4 separate regions of the Homo sapiens genome follow, and all the other regions are linked to region 2. A link is a contact called in ENCODE Hi-C or POLR2A ChIA-PET data. All regions are on one chromosome and are shown on one strand. The core of a region is the stretch at or near the end of the contact, and the rest is flanking DNA. Distances in the headings are between cores, read along the strand shown. Region 1 holds the start of LINC02202 (long intergenic non-protein coding RNA 2202). Region 2 holds the start of MIR3142HG (MIR3142 host gene). Region 3 has its middle 54 kb from the start of LINC01845. Region 4 overlaps LINC01845 (long intergenic non-protein coding RNA 1845).

Region 1 (2,827 bases), core at 204-2,703, 1.4 Mb after region 2:
GGACCACACTCTTTCATCCAGTTTAGGAATCAGGAAGTGGCTCCACTGCTCTGCCAAGAGCACAAAGCATAACTCTTGCCTGTCTCTATTCAACATGGGCATGTGTACTTTTCCATCACTGACCCCATGAGCTTCCTAAATCAAAGGACCAAGGAAGGCCAGCAGAAAGGGGACCTGGATTTCTGGCAGATAATTTCCCCGAAGGAGTCCTTAGCAGATTTGGCTGCAGTCAGGGAGTTCCTTTGAGGGCAATGAAACAGAAGTTCACCATGTGCTTATTAGAGGTTACAACCTGCTAAAAAATGATGGGGTACATTACCCAGAAACTTCTAGCTATTTCCTTTGCCAGCCACAAAGATACATGCTGAAAAGCCTGAGGAGGGAGACAATTTCGTCCTTTTTTCTTTCCCTTTTTCCTTCCATCTCTCCCATTTCCATTCGTTCCTTCTCCTTCTCTCCTTTCTCTCTCCCTCCTTCCTTCCCATTTTCTCTTCCCCTTCTTCCTTTTTTGTCCTTTCTCCCCACCTTCCTTCTCTTCTCCCCCCACCCTTTTCATATGGCAGAGACAGAGTTAGGAAGGATTTGTTCAAGCCCTCCTTTTTAACAGGAAGAATAAAGGAGGATGAGAAAAACCCTACACCAAATAACCAGCTAATCAAGGACGGTTAACATTGCTGTTGCTTTGGTAGTTACTCTAAAAACAAACGAACCAACTACTTGGGGTGGGGAATGAGGGGTTGGCATTTAATTTGAGAAAATTTAAAAACGCATCCTGACACAGCCCCAGTGAGAGCATTCATTCCACCATTCACATATCTCGAGGACTGCCCGAGAGAGGTGAGCGTGTGAGTGAGAACAGTGCCCAACCCTGGCAGCCTCTAGGCTAGCGGCCGAGAGAGAAGCGTTTCAGAGGCCGGGGTGGGAGTAGAGCCTGGTACCCCACTTCCTGGGGACCCACAGCGCCTCATTTGCCGGGGCCCAGCGTCCATTCATCCCTCCCAGCGTGGAGGCCGTGCCCCTCCGAGAGTTACCAGCCCCGACCTCGCGCACCCATATTCCATCCCACCGCCCCCGCCTCAAAGCGAAGAGGTGGGCACCTGGGACGCGCGTCCTGCTTTTTCTGCCCGGGCTCTCCCGTCTCCTCCACTTTTGTCCCCGACGTCCCAGAACGGCGGAGCAGGACGCGGCATCAGCCCTGGGAGGGCGCAGCCTGCGAGCCTCCAGCGCGCTCAGGGCGCGGCGAGGATGCTAAAGGACTGCAATGGCCAGGATGCAGATCCCCAGCTCAAATTCCTGAGGAAGACACCCGCCTCCCTTTCCCTCTGTCCCCTCTCCGTCCTCGCTCGGACCCGCTCCTCCCCAGCCCAGACGTCAGTGCTCAGCGCTCCTTCGCTCGCCACTTTGCGAGGAACTTTGGCCGGCTCCCCTGCGCCACCGGGAGCGGGATGTTAATGAGAGAGCGTGGCCTGGCGCCGCCAGCGAGCCGGCTCCCGGGCCGCGATTGGCTGCGGTGGGCGGAAAGATGACGTTATGCAAATGAAGGGGCGGGGCCTCGATGCGCGGGCCCCGCCTCCTCCCTTTGGGGTTAGTGTGCCTGTGTTTAGCTCTGGGGAAAGTCAAACTGGATTCCATAGGGAAAGCCTGCAAATCACTTCTATTTTAGCAAGGAGAAAACAGAATCTCCATCCAGCAGGGTCCACCCCTCTCTCTTTCTCCCTCTCCTCTCTATCTCTCTTTCCCTCCCCCCCTTTCCTCTCTCCCTCTCTCCCCTTCCCCCCACCCTCTCTGGTGTATCTGTCTACGGCAACCAGCGTCCTCCTCATCTACACGCAAAGGAAAGAAACATCTTTGGTTGGGAGAGAAGGAGGAAAAAAAAAGAGAGAGAGAGGAAAAAACTTGCCTGGTTGTGGAAAATGACACTTGAAGTAGCAAAGCCGGCAGCGCGAGTTGAGTCTATTGTTTCTTAAATTGCCATCAGGGTTTTTTTTTTTTTTTTTTTTTTTTTTTTTTTTTTTTCTTCCTGCTTCTTCAAGTGAAGGGTACCTCTACAAAAGGAAACTCCAGCCCCTCCTGTCCTCCACCGGCCTGTGATCATTACAAAAAAAAAAAAAAAAAAGCAAAAAAAAAAAAAAAGCACCCAAACCAAAAATCAACCAACCAAACAACCCCCAACAGCCAAGCATACATCTCTAATTTTATTATTTTGGTCTTTTCGTTGGATTTTCCCTTTCTTCTTTTTTTCGGGTTATCGCTCAGTTTTGAGCAGAGGTTTACATTTTTTAAAAATTTGCTTTCCAGCCCGCCTTGATCTTCTAAGTGCGAGTTCATCGTCTGAGAAAAAAAAAAATCTCTGGTTGGCGTTTTTGTTTCTTTTCTTTTCTTTCTTTTCTTTCCTTTTTTTTTTTTTTTAATTTTTTTCAAGGGGGAGGAGATTTTCCACAAGAAAAGGTTGTTTTCATGTTTGGGATTCAGGAAAGCATCCAACGGAGTGGAAGCAGCATGAAGGAAGAGCCGCTGGGCAGCGGCATGAACGCGGTGCGGACGTGGATGCAGGGCGCCGGGGTGCTGGACGCCAACACGGCGGCGCAGAGGTGGGTACTGCGCGGGGACCGCGGCCGAGGTGAGCCGCGAGCGGGAGAGCCGGGAGGCGGAGGCGGCAGCGGCAGCGGCAGCTGCTGCCGCGGGGCCGGGCGGCGGGGTGAGTCCGCAGCCGCTGCGCTCCGCTCTCCGCCGGGGCTCCGCGCTCTCCAGCCGCTCTGCCTTCGTCGCCTGCGGCCGGAGGACCTGGAGCTGTCTGCGAGGAGCCCACGCTTTGCCAGCACTTTCC
Region 2 (2,882 bases), core at 233-2,732:
TCACCCACTCCACAAGCTAACAGTCCAACAACTCCAAACAACCGGCACGACCCCCAGAGTCCACCTTCTCTCTCTCAAAGAGCTTCTTGTATGGCTGCTTATCTGTTCCAAGGAGTACCATGCATAAGGACAGCAGTATGATTTTAAAAACAACAAATAAAGAGAAGCCAGTTCTGTCCAAAAACCCATTGTTAATAACGGGGATAAAGTGTCAGTAAAGCGCTACACTCAGAAGGGTTTGGGGCAAAATCAAAGCAGAACCAGGGCACACAAATAAAATAAAGGACACTGCACTTTGGGAGGCCGAAGCGGGCGGATCACCTGAGGTCAGGAGTTCAAGACCAGCCTGGCCAACGTGGCGAAACCCTGTCTCTACTAAAAATACAAAAATTAGCCAGGCATTGTGGCGCGCATCTGTAATCCCAGCTACTCTCGAGGCTGAGGCACAAGAATTGCTTGGACCCAGGAGGCGGAGGTTGCAGTGAGCCGAGATCTTACCACTGCCCTCCAGCCCGGGCGACAGGCCGGGAGCAAGACTCCATCTCAAAAAGAAAAAGAAAAAAAAGAAAGAAAGGACACTGAATGTGAAGGTCTCAAATGACAAGAAAATACCGTAATACAATAATTAAACCCATTGAGGCATCAAGAAAGAAAAGTGACACTGTTTGCCAATTAGTATACAAGTCAGGTTCAGTATGTAAAAGATTCTTTTTAAAAAAATAGAAAATTTAAAAAAAATTCTTACTATCCAAAGACAAGATTGAAATTGAGAATAGGAACACAATAAACAAAAAGTAATAGCCATAGTCTTCCAACCCTGAAACCTCCTAAGAGCACCATATTTACTGTCCAATATTTTCATGCTATTGTCACTGCAAGAAAGTTTATGACTTGCTAAATAGAGACCACAGTCTACAACTCCAGGTTTAAAGCATATTATTTTATCATCCATAGAGATTCTAAACCACTTCCTGACCCCACTCTATCCCCCCCCACCCTGAAAATAACAAAAGGTTAAAAATATGTCCCTTTTGAAAATGGAGCCACATCTTTACTAAAGCACTGGAAATATCTCCAAGTCACTGACATTTTTATATTTCTAGACCATGACAAAAGTCTCACCTACTTGATTCTAATGTCATTTCAATATGCCTTAAACATCTTGATTATATCTTTAATGTGCCATTTACTCTGCAATAATCCACTGTACAAAAGCCTGCTGCCTCTCAAACAGAAGATAAGTACATAATAAATCAGCTTGCAATGATTATTTTTTCCCAGCTCATACTCACAGCGAGCTCCTAAAATTTCATTTTATTTTATCATTTCCAATTCAGCCGCTGTTCTCCCCCTCCTCGTTGTGCTACTGTCTCCTGTCCATCCTGTCCACCCTTTGGCATGCCTTCCGGCCCAGGGTTTACCACTCCAATCGGCCCTGCTGGTGCCATCCAGGAAAGGAAGAGCGGTCAAGCGTCTTGGAGAAAGAGCATCTTTCTGGAGAGACTCTTATTTGCTGGGGTAGAGGAAGGCAGCTAAGGCCTATTTGCATATGCTTTTATTCCATTTCCACACCCTGCACGCTAACCCTCTCTGGAAAGTCCCTTCTAGATCCCTCCTCGGCACAGCGAGGGAGGAAGAGGCTGGGCCGGAATGGAAGGTTCCAGCCTGGCAGTGTCAGCTTCTCTCCGCGGAGCTGAGGGGGAAGCCTCCACCTTCCCCATCATGCGTGCAGGGTCTGGACCCCCGGGTCGGGGACCCTCTTGCAGCACGTGTCAGGAGCAGCCTGGTGCTTTGGCCTGCGCGCTCTAGAGCGTTCTGTGCAGGATGCGCCTGCTCCCCTGCAGCCTCCCCCGAGGAAGTTCTGGTCAGGCGCTGGGTCCCCAGGCTTCCTGTCTGTACTCTCCGCAGCCCCGCGGGGAAATCCCGAGAGCTTTATCGGCTGCCCAATGAGCCTGTTGGCTTTTCAAGTGCGCGCAGGCTGAGTTTCAGCCAAAACCTCAATTTAAACGTTAACCAAAAATAAATAAATAACATGTGTGCAGGCATTTAAAAAGAGAGACTGCCTTTGGGGAGAAGATCAGGCAGAAAGCTCCCTTGTTTCATTGCTGCAGATACACGAGGCCTGGATTTGCTCACCCTTTGAACAAAGGGATTCTTTGAACTGTAAACTGACCTGGCAGGCGGAACACTGAGAAATCTTCCTGAGCACCTTTCTCTGGAAATGTGAACATTCAAGGCAGTCTTGTGTGTCAGCTAAAGAGAACAGTCATAGCTAAATTTTAATGGGCACCTACTAGGCACCAGGCACTCTGCTAAATGTATCACGTGCATCATCTTCCCTAATCCCACAGCAATCATCCATAGCAGGTAGCCCGAATTATTATCTCCATTTTGTGATCCCCTTTTACTCATAAGGGAATTTTATCTTTGGTGAGGTTAGGGGGACTTGCCTAAGGTCACACAATTAGTAAGTGTTTCCATGGGTGCCCTTAGCTGCTCCTTTTCCCAAACTGGAAAGAACGTACAAGGCCTTTGGAATGTGCAACTGCAAATTCAAATTCCCAGTCGAGAAAATATAGCTTCCTTTCCTTGGTCACGTGCTCATGGACCGAAAAAGACCAGCTCAAAGGATTTTGCTTCCAGGCAGATGTAGTCACTTTCCTGACCTCCCCTGAAGGTTTTTGTTGCTTATCTTGCTGAGCTCCCAAAAGGTTTGTTTGAACGTCTACTATAGATAACGTTTTTAAAAGCAAATATTTATTGAGCAATTGTTATACACCAGACACTGTTCATAAAAACATGTTCTTATTTAATACTCCTAAGAACCCTAAAAAGCAGATACTATTCTTAGATTAGAAATGAGGAAACCGAGGTTCCAAGAG
Region 3 (2,912 bases), core at 204-2,703, 1.1 Mb after region 2:
ATAATTTTGTGCATTTGCCATTTGCTTTTTTTTTTTTTTTTTTGAGGCAGTTTCTCACTCTGTTGCCGAGGCTGGAGTGCAGTGGATCAATCATAGGTCATTGCAGGCTCAAACTCCTGGATTCAATCAATCCTCCCACCTCAGCCTCCCAAAAGTACCAGGACTATAGGCATGAGCCACCACACCTAGATTTGTGCATTTGCATTTTTGTTATATGTTGTCAAATTGCCCTCTACAGAGATTATACCAGTTTACTCACCACAATCAAAGTTTAAGTGCGTCTTTCCCTCAGCCGCTTCTATACACTGTTATCAAATCTTGGGTATGGACCGATTTGGCAGATTTTTGAAATGCTATCTCAATGTGAAGGGGGTTTTTTTAGTGAATTTTTTTTTTTTTTTTTTTTTTTAGAGACGGAGTCTCACTGTGTTACCCAGGCTGGCCTCTAACTCCTGGGTTCAAGCCGCCCTCCCACCTCAGCCTCCTAAGTAGCTAGGGCTACAGGAATGCACCACTGCACCCAGCTTCAATGTGGTTTGAATTTTTATTACTCTTTTTTTAATGAATCTTTTCTGATGGTTAATAGCCATTTGTATTTTTTTCTCCGTAAATTAATACTTTAAGCTCTTTCTCATATACGTAAATTTTTAAAACATGCATACTGATTGTTTATAGCCATGAACATGCATAATGAAGGGTGGGAGAGAAACTCTAACCTCAATTGAGAGGCTGCTGCTGGCAAGGATGGCAGGCGGGTGGGACAGGGCAGACAGCAGAGACACAAAGGGATTATCGATGAGGGGGTAACATTTTATTTCTTTAAAAAAAAAGCACATGAAGCAAGAAAGAAAATTGAAAAAAAAAAAAAGGAAGCAAGGGAGGGAAAGAGAAGACAAGCTTTAAAATCAGTAAAGCTGGGCTTGAATCTCAGCCACAACACATGCTCTGTGGCCTTTCAAAGCTCTCATAACCTCTCTCATTCTCAATTTCCGCATCTCTAGGATGTAGAGAATTTAATGACTAAAGATAATCCATGTAAAACCATGATTAGCACATCATTGTTGCTAAACAGTCATATTACATTGTTAATTTGATTATTATTCAAATGTATATGATGCCTCAAGCCAAGAGAAAGGGTCTGGTGGCTTTTCCTGGCTCAACTACCTTTTTCCTGTTAGGTTTCCCCAGGGGGTAGCCTCTTGTTGGTGACATCATGCCAGCGGTTTCACCCTCTCTTGACTATTTTCCAAATGTCCTCCCCAGAGCTGCCCCTGTTGGTGTAACTGGCGTGACTGAGAGAAGCAAGGATGTGCTTGGGGTAGGGCTGGGAGGGGGAGTTTCCTCTGTGTCGCAACCACTGTTTCCAAAAGCTGTGACCTCTGTTAGCTGTGAGATTTTGTCTTCCTGTTGTGGCAACATCTGTAGAACCACATCCATGGTTTACCTGCAGCCTAAAACGCCCTGGCCTCGGAGGAAGCTAACACCTCTTTCTCCTTAGTTTGCATTACCTCAACAAGCAGTAGGCTGCCCCACCACACCCACCACACCCCAAAGCTTCTTGATGCCTTGTTTTTCCAAAGCCTCAGAGACACAGAAAAGTTATTCCTTTGCTGTAAACTCCTTTTATCAGAACAGAAATGATTAGAGCAATGAATTTGGTACACACCTTTTTCCCATCTTTGAATTATTTTCTGAGTTGAAATGGTTTCTATTCTTTTTCATTATTTTGATCCTAAAACATCAGAACACTAGAAAGGAGAGAAGAGACAAAGGAAGAAAAAGAAAAAAAGAGGATTGCCGAGGCAGAAAGAAGAAAAAAAATAGGGTTGAAACAGATGGTGTCCTGCCAGAGTCACCTCTTAGGCCCTGGAGACAAGCTCCAGAAATAATCTAAAGGCCTACGTTGGACACCAGGTCCTTCCTTAGTGGCTGAACCTTTGCTCTCAGAGACCAAATAGCTCTTGTATAGCTAATGCCCAGCTATAAGTGAGAGAATGCTGGGTGAGCTTAAAGGAACACCCCTTCTAATAACATCTGGAAGCTTCACCAAACCAGCAAAGACAATGTCCTTCAATTATAATTGCAGCGATGAACCAATAACCCATCAACCAAATCATGAACATCATGGAGAAAGGAATTACTGTTTTTCACAGAGGTGAAGATCGCTTTATCTTTGGCAGAACTGATCTGAAGGGAAATTGTAAGAGACATGAAATTTAACTTTCCTGGCATTTGTGAATATTTCTTCTTTTAATAACCTGGATTCCATGAAACCAGGAACCTCTTTCTGTAGCATCCCTTGCAGGCCTGCCATCACATTTACTGCCAGTGCCTCACCTCTCTTGCCTTCATCCAAATTTCCCTTTCATTGGCCTAGTTTTCTGGAGCTCTTTGCTGGGAGACAGACAACTGCCTGTTCTGAGAAACCATTCCATTCTAAAGTGATAATGGATGCTGCAATAGGTAGAATAATAACCCCTCCAAATATATCCATGACCTAATCCCCAGAATCTTTGAATATGTTACGACATAGCAAAGGGGACTGTGCAAATGAGATTAAGGTTAAGTACTCTGAGATTATCCCGCATTACCCAGGACAGCCTAATCCAACCACGAGTCCTTAAAAACGGGGTCAGTTTCCTTAAAAATGAGTCAGAGAGGTGAGAGGAAAGAAGAGTTTCTGACTTTGAAGATGGCAGAATTGGGCGTGAGTCAAGGAATTCGGGTGGCCTCTAGAAGCTGGGAATGTCCCTCAGTGATAGCCAGCAAGGAAACAACATCTCAGTCCTACAACCAGAGGAAATGAATTTTGCCAGCGACCTGAATGCGCAAGGAAAGAGATCCTCCCCTAGAGCTTTCAGAAGGCACATACCCCTGCTGACACCTTGATTTTAGCCCAGTGAGACCATGTC
Region 4 (2,908 bases), core at 373-2,872, 1.0 Mb after region 2:
AGAGCACGTCCCCAAGGCGCCTGTGCCACTTCCGGTCCAATCAGCCATTTCCACCCCTGGCTTCCCTAAGCTGCCTCTTACAATCAGTTCCCATAATTTGCTGAGGCGAGTTTGAGGAACTTTCTATTACTCGTCTAGGGGGATAACATTTCTAAGCTATTAACCAATGTGCTCTTTATTCTAGAATTTCCTTTTACCCCGGGCTGCTCCCCTTTTTGTGTTCAGCCCAGCAGTCTGCCTTCATTCCCTCAAGGAAGAGCTGACATAAAAGAAAGCAAAGGGGTGGCAAAAAAAAGAAGTTAATGATTAACCTTGAGCTTCAAGAGCTTAAGCATAGGCAAATAGGAAGGCTTCGTGCACATACAACATATTTGAGAGAATATGAGTGGAGTAAAGGTAAGGCGTCCTATTCCCAGAATGGAAAGACGTCCCTAGGCTGGAGAGTAAGGGGGCGGGGAGAATACAGACCAATTAGGACCTAATTTGTAGGACTCAAGGACAAGGTGGGAAAGCGTCTAGAGATGGCTCAGGCTCTGCTTGAGTCAGCACTGTCCTTCCATATTGCCCAGGAGCTATGCAGACCACTGGAGACACACCAGGGTCCATTCCACTGAGCACCATATGTTTCCTGAGCTAAGGCACCTGGGAAAATCCCCCCACCATGGGAGCCAGCACCTCACCACTGACTGCAGAAATGAGGTCCATCAGACTCTGGTACTTTCTTCAGTCCACTCTGAGCCACCCACCTTCTGTGGCACCCACCAACCAGAGTGACCACTTCAGCAAGCACTGTACATAGTATCGCCAGAGTAGCAGGATCAAGTGATGCGGCCACTTAGAGAACTTGTAGTTCAGCAAGAAATGAGACTTGATAAAAATATCATTTTATCTTTGTGGGCAAGCTGAGAAAATGAGGGTAAGATGGCAGCACATTTGGGGGAATTGGGAACCATCCGAACAACCGATGTGCTTGAAGCCTGATTAATTATGCCAGGGTCCACTTCGAAAGCAGTCTCTGTCCTCAGTCCTCAACTCTGTCCTATTCAGGTGGCAGCTAATCAAAGTAGAGGCCATTTCCTGACTCAGCAGAAAAGAGAGTCATGATCAGCTGCAAGGTCTGCCACGGCTCAGACGTGGCACCCGGCACACGCTCCTGCCATTTGCTTTCTCTGCCCTCTACCACAGCATCCCTGCCACACCTCTTTTCCTCCTGAGCAAGGACCACCCAGAAGTCACTCTATGGCTTACTTTTTGTGTTGTGAGTACCAGTAAGCCACTCAAATGGACTACAGAAATAAAGGAAAGGTATATTAAAAGGATACAGGGTGTCTCCGAGAACCCTGGAGAGGAGCTCATCTGGATTCTTTCCTAGGCACACTACCACAATGAGCAAAATCTAATAAACTAAACAATTCTGCAGTTGGATTTTTTAAAACTCCAATTGCACCAATCCTAGATGGGAAGGAATGCAGCTTGATGCTAGCACATGTGATAAAAACACTTAGGATTTTGACTGCCAGCTCAGAATGAGTCAACAATGTGATGTGACTGCCAAAAAAGCCAGTGTAATCTCGGGCTGCACTAAACAGAGAGGAGTGATGGTGCGGCCTTCAGTTCAGAGAATCATGTATCAAGGCCCAGTGAACAGAGAAGGGCGGCCAAGGAGGACTCAGAATCATGCCGTATGGGGGAAAATAATGGGAGTACCTGGGATATTGCCGTCTGGCCTCCTTTTCAGGGATTGGTGGGAATGTTCTGGACCTGAGCTTACCAGTAAAGAGTCTAGGGTTAGACTGCCTGAATTGAAACCCCAACCCAGCTACTTACTAGCTTTTTCCTACATGCCAAGAATGAGATATTTATTCCTCATCACTACCTTCTGAAGAAATACCATCTTCATCCCTATCATACAGATGAGAAAACTGAGGCACAGAGAGGTTCAGTAGCTTGCCAAAGGTCACACTGCAAGCAAATTGAAGAAATATCCTTTGAATGCAAGGAGAGTGTACTTTCTTTGTTCTTCCCCTAAGCAGCTATACAACCTTGAATCTTGTCACTTCTCACTATACTTCAGTTAGCCCTAGGGCTACGTGACCAAGTACCCCAAAACATAGAGGCTTCAAGCAAAAATTCTTATTTGTTCACAGATCTGCAATCTGGGCAAGACTTGGTGGGGACAGCTCATCTCTGCTCTACTGGGATCAGCTGGGGTGGCTCAAAGGTGGGGTTGGAAGCCTCACTCACTCTCCATTTGGTACCAAACATCTGGAGGCTAGAACAGCAGAGGATCCTTGGACATCACTCTCTGTGGTGTCTCTCCACATGCTCTCTCCAGCACAGCACCTGCAGGGTAACCAAACATTTCACAAGTTGGCTTGTGGCTCCCTGGCATACATCCTGAGACAGACTGAGAGAGCCAGGTAGACGCTTTCATGTCCTAGCCTCAGAAGTCACATCGTGTGACTTCTATCACATCCTTAGTACAATCGGAATAACCACAGTGCTTCCCTGTAAGGACGAATTGAGACAATGCAGGTAAAATGCTTAGCACATTGTCTGGAAGCTGATGAAGATTCTATAAATGTCAGCTGTTGTTATTTTAAAAGTGGCTCAAAAAAGACATCTTAAAAAGACAAATCTGCTACTACTACCAAAAACATGCGTCACGCACCCTTAAGCCCAGCAAATACCTTTTGTCCACTGGTGTCTTTCCTTGCCCCATGTAGTCAGACACTGAAGCTCGCTGCTCTGGGAAGTCACACCTCACCCTCTCGTCCCATCCCTCTGATAAACAAGGCCGGTACTTGGAACTGCCTGGGTTGTGCTTCCCAGGAGGGGTACCTTCGCTGACTCAGCTGGGAAGGCATCCAGTGACTCATCAACTATCAAAAATTGATTAAACATCCTC

Evidence for each region. Hi-C counts contacts between places; a loop is a spot of excess contacts on that map. ChIA-PET counts read pairs that join two places held with the same protein, here RNA polymerase II (POLR2A). Pooled maps may share reads with other maps.
Region 1: a map of naive thymus-derived CD4-positive, alpha-beta T cell shows a loop between it and region 2 (5-fold over the local background). The contact joins the promoter of LINC02202 here to the promoter of MIR3142HG in region 2. A Hi-C loop is called at or near these places in 1 of 168 maps with a recorded cell type or tissue (naive thymus-derived CD4-positive, alpha-beta T cell), 2 of 37 single-sample maps with no recorded cell type and 6 of 50 pooled maps.
Region 3: a pooled map shows a loop between it and region 2 (13-fold over the local background). The contact joins the enhancer-like site here to the promoter of MIR3142HG in region 2. A Hi-C loop is called at or near these places in 2 of 37 single-sample maps with no recorded cell type and 6 of 50 pooled maps. POLR2A ChIA-PET finds 5 or more read pairs at or near these places in 1 of 52 experiments (activated T-cell).
Region 4: a map with no recorded cell type shows a loop between it and region 2 (2.7-fold over the local background). The contact joins the enhancer-like site here to the promoter of MIR3142HG in region 2. A Hi-C loop is called at or near these places in 1 of 168 maps with a recorded cell type or tissue (GM12878), 8 of 37 single-sample maps with no recorded cell type and 8 of 50 pooled maps.

The regions. Positions count from the first base shown.
Region 1 is chr5:159,099,109-159,101,935 of GRCh38, reverse strand. It overlaps LINC02202 (long intergenic non-protein coding RNA 2202), which reads right to left and starts at 1,453. Exons shown (of 3, transcript NR_109890.1): 1 at 1,098-1,453. It overlaps EBF1 (EBF transcription factor 1), which reads left to right and starts at 2,020. Exons shown (of 16, transcript NM_024007.5): 1 at 2,020-2,591. The coding sequence starts at 2,458. RefSeq lists enhancers at 485-1,111, 1,112-1,740 and a silencer at 2,558-2,827.
Region 2 is chr5:160,466,851-160,469,732 of GRCh38, reverse strand. It overlaps MIR3142HG (MIR3142 host gene), which reads right to left and starts at 1,482. Exons shown (of 2, transcript NR_132748.1): 1 at 1,293-1,482. RefSeq lists enhancers at 1,378-1,537, 1,568-1,797, 1,265-1,901, 1,902-2,538.
Region 3 is chr5:159,410,937-159,413,848 of GRCh38, reverse strand. No RefSeq gene overlaps it. Among named protein-coding and RNA genes, the nearest start is that of LINC01845, 54 kb to the left of the region's middle. Within about 2 kb of position 1,453, at least 2 of the 41 ENCODE cell types and tissues checked have a DNase peak (open chromatin) inside an H3K27ac peak, as active enhancers do.
Region 4 is chr5:159,450,070-159,452,977 of GRCh38, reverse strand. It overlaps LINC01845 (long intergenic non-protein coding RNA 1845), which reads left to right. Exons shown (of 7, transcript NR_027110.2): 6 at 185-396. Among named protein-coding and RNA genes, the nearest start is that of LINC01845, 15 kb to the left of the region's middle. Within about 2 kb of position 1,622, at least 8 of the 41 ENCODE cell types and tissues checked have a DNase peak (open chromatin) inside an H3K27ac peak, as active enhancers do.